2 separate regions of the Mus musculus genome follow, and region 2 is linked to region 1. A link is a contact called in ENCODE POLR2A ChIA-PET data. All regions are on one chromosome and are shown on one strand. Each heading gives the region's core, a stretch centred on a gene start or an enhancer-like site at or near the end of the contact. The rest is flanking DNA. Distances are from core to core; before and after follow the strand shown.

The links. ChIA-PET counts read pairs that join two places held with the same protein, here RNA polymerase II (POLR2A).
Region 2: POLR2A ChIA-PET joins it to region 1 with 16 read pairs in Patski. The contact joins the promoter of Naa10 here to the promoter of L1cam in region 1. POLR2A ChIA-PET finds 5 or more read pairs at or near these places in 2 of 5 experiments (Patski and embryonic stem cell).

The regions. Positions count from the first base shown.
Region 1 is chrX:73,878,305-73,885,455 of GRCm38, forward strand. It overlaps L1cam (L1 cell adhesion molecule), which reads right to left and starts at 2,530. Exons shown (of 29, transcript NM_008478.3): 1 at 2,390-2,530.
Region 2 is chrX:73,919,380-73,926,530 of GRCm38, forward strand. It overlaps Naa10 (N(alpha)-acetyltransferase 10, NatA catalytic subunit), which reads right to left and starts at 2,565. Exons shown (of 8, transcript NM_019870.3): 1 at 2,377-2,565; 2 at 1,893-1,991; 3 at 1,604-1,662; 4 at 584-629; 5 at 375-490; 6 at 123-167. The coding sequence starts at 2,397. Renbp (renin binding protein) reads right to left here. Exons shown (of 11, transcript NM_023132.3): 9 at 6,837-6,968; 10 at 2,972-3,059; 11 at 2,742-2,884. The coding sequence ends at 2,760.

The DNA.
Region 1 (7,151 bases), core at 1,280-3,779:
GGGAGGGGAGGGGAGGGGAGGGGAGAGGAGAGGAGAGGAGAGGAGGGGAGGGGAGGGGAGGGGAGGGGAGGGGAGGGGAGGGGAGGGGAGGGGAGGGGAGGGGAGGGGAGGGGAGAGGAGAGGAGAGGAGAGGAGAGGAGAGGAGAGGAGAGGAGAGGAGAGGAGAGGAGAGGAGAGGAGAGGAGAGGAGAGGAGAGGAGAGGAGAGGAGAGGAGAGGAGAGGAGAGGAGAGGAGAGGAGAGGAGTGGTGGCTGAAGCTCAAAATAGGTGAGGGCCAGTCAGTTTAATGATCAACAGCCAATATGTCCTCTTCACCCTGCTTAGCCAATCATGGAAAGTGTTTCTCATGGAAAGTAGCTATCTCTCAGTGACAGAAGAGTACAGACTTGGAAGAAGCCAACTGGGGAGCATAGCAGGACTCCCCTGTCTGCTAGCCTTCCTTCACTGTCTTCTTTTTTCTCTTCAAATTATCATGAAGGAAATAAACGGGAAATCTGTATTTCAAAAGGACAAGGATGGTATTGGTGACTGGTTACTTACATGTGCATTCTGGCCCAAGCAAGCACTCAGCAGTGAAAATCTATCTAGCAAATGGCTACCCACTCATGGATACTCAGTCCCTGGGCAGTCATTCTGTGAACAGCCCCCATGCCTGTGCATGGTGCTTTGCAGAAGGCTAGAGGCTGGGCACTGGGGGAGGAGTCTCTTGGGAGTAGGTAGTAGCTATCCAGGAGTGCTGTGCTGTGATGAATGTCAAATGTGTTTCCCCCTCCTTGGTAATCAGATCACAGGCAATTCCTAATTTCTTTTGTTCTCTATTTCAAATGTATTTCAGTAAGTTGCTCCTGTGTTTTTCAAATGTACTATAACAAAATATCAAGATATATTGCTTTGGGGATTGTACACACAAAAAATAATAGAGAATGACAGACTTTGGAATACAGCAAGGAGGCAGAGAAGTGGGGAGTTCCCAGTCCCAGCCCTGTCACCAATTCGCCATGTGGCCACAGACCCTTGAGGGTGACTGAAGGATTAGTGCCTGAATGGTAAGCAAGTATATACAGTGCTGCGTAGATGTTGGGCTAGGTAAGAAGCTAGGGTTGTCAAGTCCCACCATCTGCAGCAAGGGGTCCATCAGAGCTGAGGCCTTGGGCAAGCCCCACCCTAGCCACCCTACTAAAGGACCATAAAGGTGGGAAGAAAGGCTGCTGGATCTATTCACCACAAGGGCCATGTGAGTCAGCAAAGACAACACTGGGCTGCTAGTAACCGCTACCACTGGAGTTGCATTAATCAGGATCAAGACATCTACCTGAAAGGGGTGCCAGGCCCCCAGACAGATGGTGGTCCTGCCTCCCTGAGACAGATGGATAGGGGTTATAGACACTAGATCAGGAGGAGCAGTGGGCTATATCTGTTATTCTTTTCATTTCCTATCAATCAACACCCTAAAACTCTGAACCAGATAGAAGGGAATAAGGTATGGAAACGTCCCTCCTCCCATAATTAAACAGAGTATAAAACAATGTCTAAAATCGCTCCAGTCTCTACAGAAAGAGTCCCAGGCACCTTGCTTCCAGAAGTCCCTTGTCCTAAGCCAATGAGGCCCTTCTTCCCTTATTTTTACCTGATGGACCCATGGTCCACACCCATGTGCATCCACAGGCACATCAGTGAGTGCCCAAAACCATCTCTCTTAGTGTAGTCTTTATTGGCCAAAGAACCTAAGGGAGGTTCTGTGCCTGAGAGGAGACTGGTTTTGCAGTGCATTTGAGGGGATCCCCGGAGGGAATTTGGAAAGGAGGAGGTGAAGAACAAAGCCCCCTCCCCACTTTGGGGTGGAGGGGCAGGCAGCGCCCATCCATCCCTGATCCTTCTCCTCCTCCCATTACCGGAGGAGCTTCGCTCAATCTCCCCCACACCATGCTAGACACTGGCTTCTCCCCCACCCCAGCCGCAATCAGGACTTTAGATGGGGATGAGGAACAGCCACGCCCAGAGCCACACCCCACAGCGGTCGACTGGGTTAGATGGACGTTCTGCTGGGTTCACATTTCCTTCCTCACACGCATACACCCACAGGGATATGCCAACTTCAGCTCCACTTGCCCATACAGAACCTGCCTGACCACTCCTGTGCCCCTCCCTAAGCATGCATTTGGGGAGCCGCCCAGTTACCCCTCACCTGTCGAGCTCTGGCACCTAGCCACTTTCTCCAACCCCATTCCAGATCGCAGGGCTCAGAGCTCGGTGCCTAGCATGCATGGGTGGGGCTCCAGCCTTCCTACCGAGGAGGCACGAAACCCACTCCCTCTGAGCCTGAGGCGGGCTGGGTCTGGAACGTAGATGGTCGCTGCTGCGGTCAAGGGGACAAACCAGCCCACCTTACCTGCGCCGATCAGGTTGCCAGCTCAGTCTCTGTGCACGCCGACCTCGGACCTGCCACCCAGCGATGCCGCTGCCGACGCGATGTTGCTGCTGCTGCTGCTGCGGCGGCGGCGGCGGCGGGCGGGGCAGCGTGCGCGGGGAAGTGGGGGAGGAAGAGGGAGGGGGAGGTAGTGAGATCACCTCCCCCGCAGCAGGCCCCGCCTCGCCACACCCTCGTTCCTTGTTTCATCTGAACCTGGCCGCAGAGCCCCGCGCGTGATAGGGACCTCGTGGGGGGGGGGGGTCCTCTTCAGGAGCTCCAGCAGTCCCAGTATCCCCGAGATGAGAGTGACCCCCAACCTCACTATCAAGGATCCCCGCCGCCCTTGAGGCTTATATTGGAAGTCATTTGCAGAAGTATTCTCGGGATCTCGGGGCTGGACAGTGGGGAGAGGATCCAGACTGGGAACCAGATTACCTCGCCTCCACTTGGCCTTCGAGGGCTCTGGCTAGTAATGGGCATTCATATACCATTAGGTCCGGGCCGCGCCCTGGTCATGTGTTTGAATGTATCCGCACTCTCAGGGCAGAGCGCCTCTTGGAACCCCTGCCCAGCCACGACGCTAAGCCAGGGCTCTTCAGGGATGTACGCCTGAACCTGAGTCCCCAGCCTGCGAAGGAGGTGTGGCGAGGCACACCATACAGTCCCTCCTAAACACTAGGTCCCAGATTAGGCTAGAAGGGAAAGTTCTCAGAGAGAGCGCCCTTCAACCTGAAACCCCCTACTTCTGATCTTCCTCCCACTTCCCTCCTGCTCAGTGCCTTATTTCTTTGTCCTCGGGATTGGCCTCTTTCTGACCTTTCCTGGTCGACCTACTCTCGCTTACAGCCCTATGGGGAAAGCTTATGGAAAGGAGATTTTCCCAGTGGCGCCCCCTCCCAGGCTTAGGGCTGTGACCTCCCAAGCGAGGCGAAGCAGAGGGGGCTGGAATTCCAAAGTGAGTCCAGCTAGCTGAAGCTGCAGGGCAAGGAAGGCCTAGGGCCCAGATGGCAGATTGCAGCCCTGGTAGGTATGGTATTTTTATGAGCATGCCTGTTACTCAGTGAAGCATTCTGTAGGTCCTCTGCTCAGCCTGCCAACACTCCCCCAGTGGTGCAATGCCCTGATCCCATGAAAACACTTTTGGCACTCTGGCCTGGTTTCCCTTCTCATATGATCACCTCCTGCCAGCTTCCTTCCCATGAAAGAAAAACTTGGGGATGCCTGCTAGCACTCTGTGAAAGTCTGGATGTCTTTCCAGACATCCAAAGTGTACCATGGAGTCTTTAGGAAGAGTCATCTGAATGAAGTGGAGGCTTAAGCAAAGAGCTCAGAGGCCACTACTCCTTCTACAGGCCTGCCACTTGGCTCAGATGGATTCAGAATGAAGCTGCGGACCGTACTCATGAAGCTTCACTGGTTCAAATCTCCAGGAGACAGCAGAGGAGACTGAGCCAGGCAGCTAGGTCACGAAGCCAGGGGCCTTTTTAGCTGGGCAGAGAATGGTATTTTCCATGAGGCACTGAACTGAGATCAGTTTCATGACTGCACTGATGTAAGAGCGATAGGCCACAAAATTGGCCTCTCCTCTCCAGCTGCTCTCTTCACTGCCTTACTCCCAGACTGCACCCCAACTGGACCTAGTCTAGGGTTGATGCTGTTCTGGAACTTACTTTGTGGCTCAGTTTCATTTTAAACCTACATGCCCCTGTCTCATCCTGCTGAGTGCTAGGATTATAGGTGTTCACTATGTCTAGCTCTGTTTGCGAAGCCTAGACACAAGTTTTATTTCATCTCTCAAAAATCTTTGTCTTTTAAGTGTCAGCACTTGGGAGGCAAAAGCAAGCAGATATCTTGTAAGTTTGAGGCCAGTCTGGTTTACAACGTGAGTTCCAGGCCAGCCAGGGCTGTAATACAGAGAAACCCTGTCTCGAAAAACAAAACAAAACAAAACAAAACAAAACAAAACAAAACAAAACACCAAAAAAAATCAATTAAAAAGTAAAAATCCAATTGCTTGGCATCATGGTACATACCTATAATTTTGGCACTGAGAGGCAAAACAGGAGGACCTTAAGTTTGACACCAAATTGGTTTAGTGAGTTCCAGGACAGTGTGGGATACACTGTAAGAACCTGCTGCAAAAAGAAAAAAATAAATAAATAAAATAATCAGCTTCAGGAATAGGGCTAATGGGTCAGTGCGAGGCTCTCAAAAGACAAAACACAAAAACCAGCCATGAAATTGAACTTGTAGTGAAGTTGACCCTTTTGAGACACAATTGTTTCAGGAGGGTTTTTTATTTTTCTTTTGTGTTTTTATTCTGTTTTGTTTTGTTTTATGAGATTAAAGCCTTACTCTGAAGACCAGGCTGGCCTCCAACTCAGAGATCTTCCTGCCTCTGCTTCTCCAGTGCTGGGATTAAAGGTGTGAACCACTGCTGGTCTGAAGTTTTTTAATTATTTTGCTGATTAAAAAAGTGAAACCCCAGAGGCAGGCGGATTTCTGAGTTCGAGGCCAGCCTGGTCTACAAAGTGAGTTCCAGGACAGCCAGGGCTACACAGAGAAACCATGTCGCAAAAATAACCAAAAAGGGAAAAAAGACATAAAAATTATTTTTAATCATGTGCTTGTGTATGGGTGCTGGTGCCTAAGGGGGTAAGGATCCCCTGGGATCTGGAATTATAAGCAGTTATGAATTGCTTGATAAAGATGCTAGGAGTTAAACTCTGATCACCTGGAAGAATTGCACATGTTCTTAGCTGCTGAGTCATCTCTCTCTAGCCTCTGTGTTCTTGTTTGGTTTTATACTTACTATCCTGCCTCAGCTTTCCCAGTACTGGGATTAAAGACATGTGCTGTCATGCCCACCTTAGTTTGATGAGTTTTTGATACTTTATATTGTGGCCACCACCAAAATCAAGCTTCAGAACATTTCCATTACCTTCTCAAATTCTCCCAAGCTCTTTTACAGATATCCACTCCCTTCATACTCTGACCCCTGACTTCCACTGATCTGTGTGCTATATTTTCTAGAATTCTTTTTAAATGGAATCATAGAGTATTTGTTCTTTTATGGAGCTTAATTCACAAAGCATAGCTTTTGAGATTAACCACCCCAACCACCTACTGCCCTCCCCGTGTGTGTGCATGTGTCAGTGTGTGTGTGTGTGCATGTGTCAGTGTGTGTGTGTGTGTGTGCATGTGTCAGTGTGTGTGTGTGTGTGTGTGTGTGCATGTGTCAGTGTGTGTGTGTTATCAGTTCCCTTACATTGCTGAGTAATAGTCCAGTATTTGAATGTGTCATACCGTATTTAGCTGTTTACTTATTGAAGTATCTCAGGTGCTTACAGCTTTTGGCAATCATGAGTGAAGATGCTCTAAATAACTATTTACAGGATTTTGTGAGGTCATAAATTTTCATTTGTCTAGGATGGCTACCTAGTATTGAGATGCTGGATTGGATAGTAAATTTATATTGTAGTTGATCCAATTTAAACTTAACCCTGACTAGCTTACAAATGAATGAGAATCAGACTATAGTTATTTTATTTGGCTTTGACAATTAATTGAGGGTAACCCCTAATTTACTTTTTTCTTTTAAAAAATATTTATTTTTATGTACATGAGTACACTGTAGCTGTCTTCAGACATATCAGAATGGGGCATCAGATCCCATTACAGATGGTTGTGAGCCACTATGTGGTTGCTGGGATTTGAACTGCTCTTACAAAGGATTTAAATTCAGTTTCTAATACCCATATCAGAGAGTTCACAACTCGACTCCAGGAGATCAGATTTCTTCTGGCCTTTGCAGACAGCTGTACTGACCCTGCTCTCCCTCCCCCCCCAATGTAAATAATCTTCAATTAAATAAATTAACAAAGAGACTGAGAGCAAACCCAAGTACACTGTCTTGATCATCTTGAATTAAATATGCTTTCTCCTTGTTTTGTAGAAGTTACTGTAGCTATTTTACTACCCTAAATTCTTATTTATTAATGTTTTTTTTTTCCGAGACAGGGTTTCTCTGTGTAATAGCCTGGCTGTCCTGGAATTCACTCTGTAGACTAGGCTGGCCTTGAACTCACAAAGATCTATCTATCTGCCTCCAGAGTGCTGAGATTAAAGATATGCACTGCCACTGCCACATGCATTCTTAACAGAGTGTGAAGTTAATCAATATCTCAACTTTGGTGGTTATAATGTAGGTCTACAAATTCCCTGATAGTCCTCTCTCAAAAGGTGGCATCCAGGTATGGCGGCATATGCCTGTAATCCCAGCAGTTTGGAGGCTGGGACAGGAAAATTACAACATCGGAAGCCAACCTAGGCTGCATAAGGACACTCTGTCTGTAAAAACAAAGAGAAGTGGTTGTAGGAAAAGTTGGTGTCAGCTCAAGACACCCCAAGACCAAGTTCTCAGCACAAAGGATCTTTATTTTCCCCAGAAGGACAGAGAGCAGGGAACGAAAGACAAGACAGGAGATAGAGGAGAAGGTAGAAGGGGAAGGAAACATGGGAGAGGGTTAAGATGTATTTGTCCTGGAATTAGGGGTGGACAAGGACTGCCGCTGGATAGAGGAGACACATGTGGCACATAGGCAAAGGGCAGTTCATAAAGGTAAAATTGGAAACCCTGTGTTAGGATGAGGTGTTTAATTTTAATTGAGCATGTTAATTAGGTGAGCCAAAGGGGGATTTTGATCGCTGGACTTCAATACTTTGAAGGCTGAACCTTGGT
Region 2 (7,151 bases), core at 1,315-3,814, 41 kb after region 1:
TTGTCAGTGAATAGCCAATGAGTATACTGAAAGCCTCCCAGCAGTGTCTAGAGTCCCTCCACCCCTTTCATCCCAGCCAACTGGGTGGATCATGCCACTTAAAAAAGTCTTGATCTACTTACTGAAAGTTGAGGGTGTTGGAATAGAGATGCAGGGCGGCCCTGTTACTGCAGGGGAATAAGGCATTGGTCAGCATCACAAACTTGTCAACCTGACAGGTCATATCCTGCCCTTCTTCCTTGTCCCTCTCCCCTTTCCCACTAATACTATTTCCCATATTCTTATGAAGGCAGTAAACCCCAGAACCACTATCAATCGGGTACCCCTTCCTCCCCACTTCCCAGCATTGCCCTTTCCCCCAACTTGGCTTCCACCTCTTCCTGACATGCAGGGAGACGTATTTGGCATTGAAGTTCTCTATCATGGCTCGAGAGGCCTGGTCCATCAGCTTCTGAGCCAGGCCAAGGCGCCGGTGGGAACGCTTCACAGCCTGAGAGAAGAAGATTGGGTACAAGTCCGACCACTGTGGCTCCTTCAATTATCTCCAGTCTACCTCTACCAAACCCTCAGTAGTTATACTCACCAGTGAGGTGATATGTCCATGGGGCACATCGTCTGGGTCCTCTTCCCTAGAAGAGAAAGCTAGAAAGGAGCCTGGCATGGGTGCCATCTATCTGGGATACCTGTGCACACAGGTGCTCAGACTCTTTGTGGCTACAGCATCCCAGATCCAAAAAGAAGAGAACTAGGAACTTCTGAATCAGAATAGCCAATCATGACCCCCTCAAAGCCCCACGCTACACCTATCAGATATTTGCAGTGTCAACAGATCACCCTGCAATAGATGCCCACAAAAAGAGTAATGCTGATTGCAGAGCATTACGTGAGGGGAGCCAGTTTGAAAGAGCTATAAGCTACTATTTCAACTCTACATCATTATGAAAAGATGACCCTGTTGTACGAGGTTGAGGGAGGGATGGCTACTTTTTAAAGGTAAACTCTTTAATTGTCCAATTCAGAGAGTGTGCAACACATACAGAAACACAACAATGAAAACAGGAATCTGCTTAATGAAATCTGTATTGGTTTCTCACTTTTTTTTTTTTTTTTTTTTGGTTTTTCCAGACAGGGTGTCTCTGTGTAGCCCTGGCTGTCCTGGAACTCACTCTGTAGACCAGGCTGACCTCAAACTCAGAAATCCACCTGCCTCTGCCTCCCGAGTGCCGAGATTAAAGGCGTGCGCCACCACAGCCGGCAGGTTTCTCACTTCTAACAAGTGTACCATACATGGTAGTTAGAGAACAAACGTGGAGGAGGAGTGTATGGGAAAACTCTGTACCCTCTGCTCAATTTTTCTGTCAGCTTCGAGCTTCCCTACAAATCTGTTAATTAAAACAACATTCATAGCAAGCTGGCCATAGTTAAATCTCAGCATTAAGAAGGCTCAGCATGAAGACTACTATAAGTTTGAGGTTAGCCTGAGTGAGCACCAATCTGGACAACAGAGAATGCCTCTCAAACTAATTCACCGCTTCCCATTCCCTTCTCCAAAGCTTTTGTCCTTCTTAACATTAGTGTCTTTTCTTTCTCCTTGGTGACTCACATTTTAGCCAAGACGTAGCCCACAATCTTCCCATTCTCATCCTCAGCAATGTAAGAAAGCTGGTGACAGAAAGGAAAAGGACGTCATGTAGTGCAGGCAACAGGACAGAGCTCACTGCCAGCCTCCACTCTGTGGAGCCTAGTTTCTATACACACCCTTTCATTTGCCAGGCTTCTCCATCAACCAGAGCCTCAGGTTCTTATACCCTTGCCCACTGCGTTTGCTCACTCGGATCCATGTTTCCCTCCTGTTGCACCCTACACCCCTACAAAACGCAAAAGCTGCCCACCTGGGGCCAAGAGAGGCCATGATAGAAATAGTACTTCATCTGGTAGTTCTCCGGCAGGCAGAGAAGGTTGCAGTGCTGCATGTTCATCAGGTCTTCGGGCTGCATGAGAGTGGGATACGGTTAGTCCAGGGCTGCAATGACTAAGAGGGCCACACACGTCGATCTCTGGGTCTCCCCTTTCCCCGGGGCAGGGCACAGTTGCTACTATACGACTTTGCACAAGCCCTGTTTCCATGCGGCATGCAAAACGTGCCAGTTCCAGGACTGAGTAATAGTGTCCAAAGGTTGTGGAGCCCACTCAATGAGATCTGAATTAGGAAACGCGGGATAAACGCGAGATGTTTAAAGCAGGCTGCAGCAGCCTTAAGGTCCGGCGTCGGCAGACCTACAGGACCAAAGCACCAGGTCCCTCGATAACATGCTCACACGGTCACCCCGTAAGGCGCCCACTCGGTGCGGACAGGCTGGCTCCCCGTCACCTCACCCTAGCATTGCGGATGTTCATCGCGGCGGCGGCGGAGCTCGCGGGTCCTTGTGGGTCGTGAACGCGTGCACTCGGCGGCCACTTAGAAGCAGGGAAAGGACGATAGGAGCTTGGACTGGGGCCAGGATCCTGGGACGGCGGCGGAAAAGGCGGACCGCTCCGACCTGCCTGCAGCGGAAGTACCCAGCTATAGGACCCGCCTCCGAACTGCACAACCAATGAGCGTGGCACTTAGAGATAATTGGGCGTGATGGATCAGCGCCCAAGGTGGTGCGTTTGAAGCCACAGCGAAGACCTTTCAAGGCGGGAAGTGTGGGCAATAGTTGTACCCTCCCTCGGAGCCCACAGAGGCGCGCACACAAGCATGTGGAACAGGGTCATCTTTATTTCGAGCCTTCATGGGTAGAGACAGCGGGCGAGGAGTCGAGGGGGGCGGGCTCAAGGCGTTGGAGTAGGGCTCCTAGAATCTGCTCGCACATGGCCAGGCACCGCGGCACATGGAAGCAGCCTGTGGGGAGAATGAACCCCGGGGTAGGGAGGATCCGGCGAGCCGGGTGCCACAAACCCCTACAGTCTCGCCCCGTTCCTCGCTCACCTTTAAAAGGACCTCCCTTGATGGTGAGGGCCACCTTTCCCTCTTGGTTCAGGTAGCCAAACCATTCCCCATACTCAGGATCACGAAACTAGAATAAAGAGACAATGACAGTTCGTGTCTGGTAGGACCCACTCGAATGTCACCGGTTGAGGAAGGGGCCCTCGCTGTCCCTTTTGCACCGGTACCAATGGTTAGAGTAAAAAGCGCAGTTTCACAAATCAGTACTTTTAGTGGACCGTATCCTGGAAAAAGATGAAAGCTGTGGGTAGTAGGCAGTTTGCCTTAGCATGTAACCTGATGGGGGGAGGGGTTGCAGGCTGTGTGCTGCTACACTGAGAGAACAGGTGTTCTATATTCAGTTGTGGTTTGTTAGATAACACTTAAAATTGAAAATTTTAAAAATGGATACATTTTACCTTATCTGAATTTTTTTTTTTTTTTTTTTTTTTTTTGAGAATCCTAAACCGGGCGGTGGTGGCGCACGCCTTTAATCCCAGCACTCCGGAGGCAGAGGCAGGCGGATTTCTGAGTTCGAGACCAGCCTGGTCTACAGGACAGTCAAGGGCTATACAGAGAAACCCTGTCTCGAAAAACCAAAAAAATTAAAAATAAATAAAAATAATAAAAAGAATCCTAGATTGACGTTTCAGCAAACTTTACAACTAGTGACTTCCCTGGAGTTCATGTCATCTACTTCACAGGCCTTTAGTCTAAAAGATCTTTGGATTACAAGCAGAGACACATAGCTCCTGTCCTTGCGTACCAAGGTTTTTATTATGACTCACAGTCTTTCCTTTAGCCCTATGTAATGGGGCATGCCCTTAGTCCCAGTCCTCAGGAGGCAAAGTCTTGACACATTTCTATAAGGTTCATGCCAACCTGGTCTTCTGCCTGTCTTGACCATAGGTTCTGAACACATCTCTCACTTCTTTTGAACCTGTCCAGTGTGTCTGATGCTTCAGATATGGGGAGCAGCAGCTCAGGTGGCTGGACAGACCCATTCATTGTACACCCCATTATTCTTTCACTGAGGCTTTTCACCTCCACAAAATATAGCCCAGATCCTTATCCATTGCTTCCAATTTTGCTCCTACTGATAAAATAATTAAGTAGAACCCCTTCTTAGAAGGCTTATAGAACAAACCAAATTGCATTAAAGTTTACTACCAAAATGTTCCCTTTAAATTGTGACATGAGTTGTACATTTTAAGCTGTGTGATGGTTCATGTCTATAATCTCAGCACTCAGGAGGCTGAGGCAGGAGAATTAAGTTCAAGAGCAGTCCAGATTTTGTCTCAAAGAGTGGTTGGTGGTACATTCTCCAAGTGAGGTATAACCAGTTCTGTATCTATTCTTTATAACTTTTGAGTGGCCTTGTCCCTTCTTGTGTGTTTATTTTTGAGAAGTCTCACTGTGTATCCCTGGCTGTCCTGGAATCTGCTGTGTGGCTCAGGCTGCCCTGGTAAAAAGTTCTCTCTTGAGATCTCCCCATTGCTGACACTAAAGTCATGCACCATAACTGCCTCATTGTCTTTATTTTATTTTATTGGTTTTTTTTTTTTCGAGACAGGGTTTCTCTGTGTAGCCTTGGCTGTCCTAGAACTCACTTTGTAGACCAGGCTGACCTCGAACTCAGAAATCCACCTGCCTCTGTCTCCCAAGTGCTGGGAATTAAAGGTGTGCGCCACTACCACCTGGCTTGATTATAACTTTTGCAATTCATTTTTCTTGTTCTCATTTGAGACCTTTCAAGTGCTAATATTACAGGGATGCACAGTGGGCTCTTAGAATTGTTTAATGTCATCTCCATCTTGTTCAAGTGCATTCTTATTTCCTTTTATGGTTAAGATTGGTGGCTTCTAATCCATACCCTTAATGAATGTATTCAGTATTCAGGCAGTGATTCAACCTAATGGGTGATGTCATTTGGAAGTAGGGGTGACTATCTGAGACAGCTCCAGTTGCTTGTTTAGATACAATGTAATAGAAACATGGCTTGGATTTTTTTGCCTCTAATCACAATAAAACCATGCTAGATTTCAGTTACAGTTAGTACAAACTAGCCAAGTGTAGTGACATACACATGTCATCCCAGGCCTCAGGGATCAAGGGAGAGGAGGTAGGAGGAACTTCAGCTACATATTGAATTTTTATGGCCAGCTTAGGTTACATGAGATATCTAAAAAAATAATCACACAAATTGTCATTTTTTTCTAGAACCAAAGCCACAACTGTAGAATTAAAGAGTCCCTGCTACAGTTGTAGGGAAACCACTGGAATAGTGACTTTAGAAATACACCGGTAGTCTTCAAGAACACTATCTCCATTAGGAACACTACCCTCTGGAGGCCCTTGATTTGTTTTCTTTCCTAGTTCATGACTGATTCTAGTCTTCACTAGCCCTGATTCTTTCTCCTCTTTATCTTCTATACTAAAAAAATTACCTTACTCTTGGCTCTCCATAATATCTATTGTTGTTATTTGTTTGAGACAAGATCTCCTGCCAGGCGGTGGTGGTGGTACATGCCTTTGATCCCAGCACTTGGGAAGCAGAGGCAGGCAGATTTCTGAGTTCGAAGCCAGCCTGGTCTACAAAGTGAGTTCCAGGACAGCCAGGGCTACACAGAGAAACCCTGTCTCGAAAAAAAGTCAAAAAGAAAAAGAAAAGAAAAATCTCCCTATATAGCTGGTTAGTCTCAAACTTACTATTGTAGACCAGGCTGGTCTCTATGTTGTGATCTGGTTCCAGCCACCCAATAGCTAGGATTACAGGTATGTACCACCATGCCCGGGTCACCTACATTTTTTTTATGACAACTAGGCTTTGTAGCAAGCCAAATTTCTCTCTCTGAACTATAGCCTCTTAAACTCATCTGCTGTACTAAGAGATATACTTCAGTCAGTAAAGTACCTTACAAACTAACTGAGCAGTGGTGGCACACGCCTTTAATCCCAGGGACCAGGGAGGCTAGAGGCAGGCAGATCTCTAAGTTGGATGTCAGCCTGACCTACAGAGTGAGTTTCAGGACAGCCAGGGCTACACAGAGAAACCCTGTCTTGAAAACCAAAAGCAAACAAAAAAGTGCCTTGCAAACAGGAAGACCTGAATTTGGTCCCAGAAACCATATGAAAACAAGTCAAGGATAGCATACTTATAATCCCACCACTGGAGAGGCAAAGATAGAGTATTCTAAGGATTCACCTCCGTAGCTAGTTTGTCAGTGTAGCTAGTTCACAACCCTATCTTCTCAACAAAAAGGTATGTAGTGCCTGAGGAATACCACCTGAGATTGTCCTCTAACCTACTGTGTGTATGTCTTTCTCTCTCACACGAGCTCGTGCAGGGGACAGGGAGGAAAATCCAACTGGTGATTTACCAGCCTGACATCCTAGCTGTTGGATTCCCTGTCAAGGCTCAGGTTTACTGGCCCTGGCAGATCAAGGATGTTCCTGCTACGTGGAACCCACATGGTTGTACCCTCACAGTTTCCTTTCTGTTGAATAGACACAGATACACCCTGCCCTCCTTTGCTTTGGATCCTTGCTCACAAGGTCTTCTCTGCCCCCTCTATAAGAAAGTTCTGTATCATTTGGCATCTGCTTTGTTTTCCACAGCTCATTGGTCTCTGTTTGCTTGTTTACTCGATTAGAATCTGATCATCCAGAAAGGTGTATTCCTTGAGGCAGAGCTTCTTGGTTCACCAAACAAAAGACAGTCTTGGGACTCTCAGAGCAGCTGAGAGCAACATCTAGTGAATGGGCTAGAAGAAGCTGAGGGAAAGCCTCCTGGACCCCCTTACACACAGCCCCTGTTTCTCCCTCTCCTGCTGCCTGGGCTTCCAGGGGACAAGGAGAGAGCACTTACCTGGCGGAAGGTGTACTCAGCCACCTTGTAGAAGAGATGCAGCAAGGCAGGGTCCCCACTGTCACTATAACCCATGAGGAAGGCAATCATGGCTTCACTGTGTGGCCACCACAGCTTCATGTTCCATTCCAGCTGAGAACAGAGCAGAGATGGGCAGCTCAGGTCCCTGAAGGCCCTAGGAAGACACTTAACATCCTCTGTTCTGATTCAGTCTGTCTGGCTTAGGACTTGGTGTTGTTTAATCATGGGGGAGACATGGGGGATAGAGTTTGAATAGTCCTTAAAAGTAGGGCTAGCCTGGGGCTAAAGAGATGG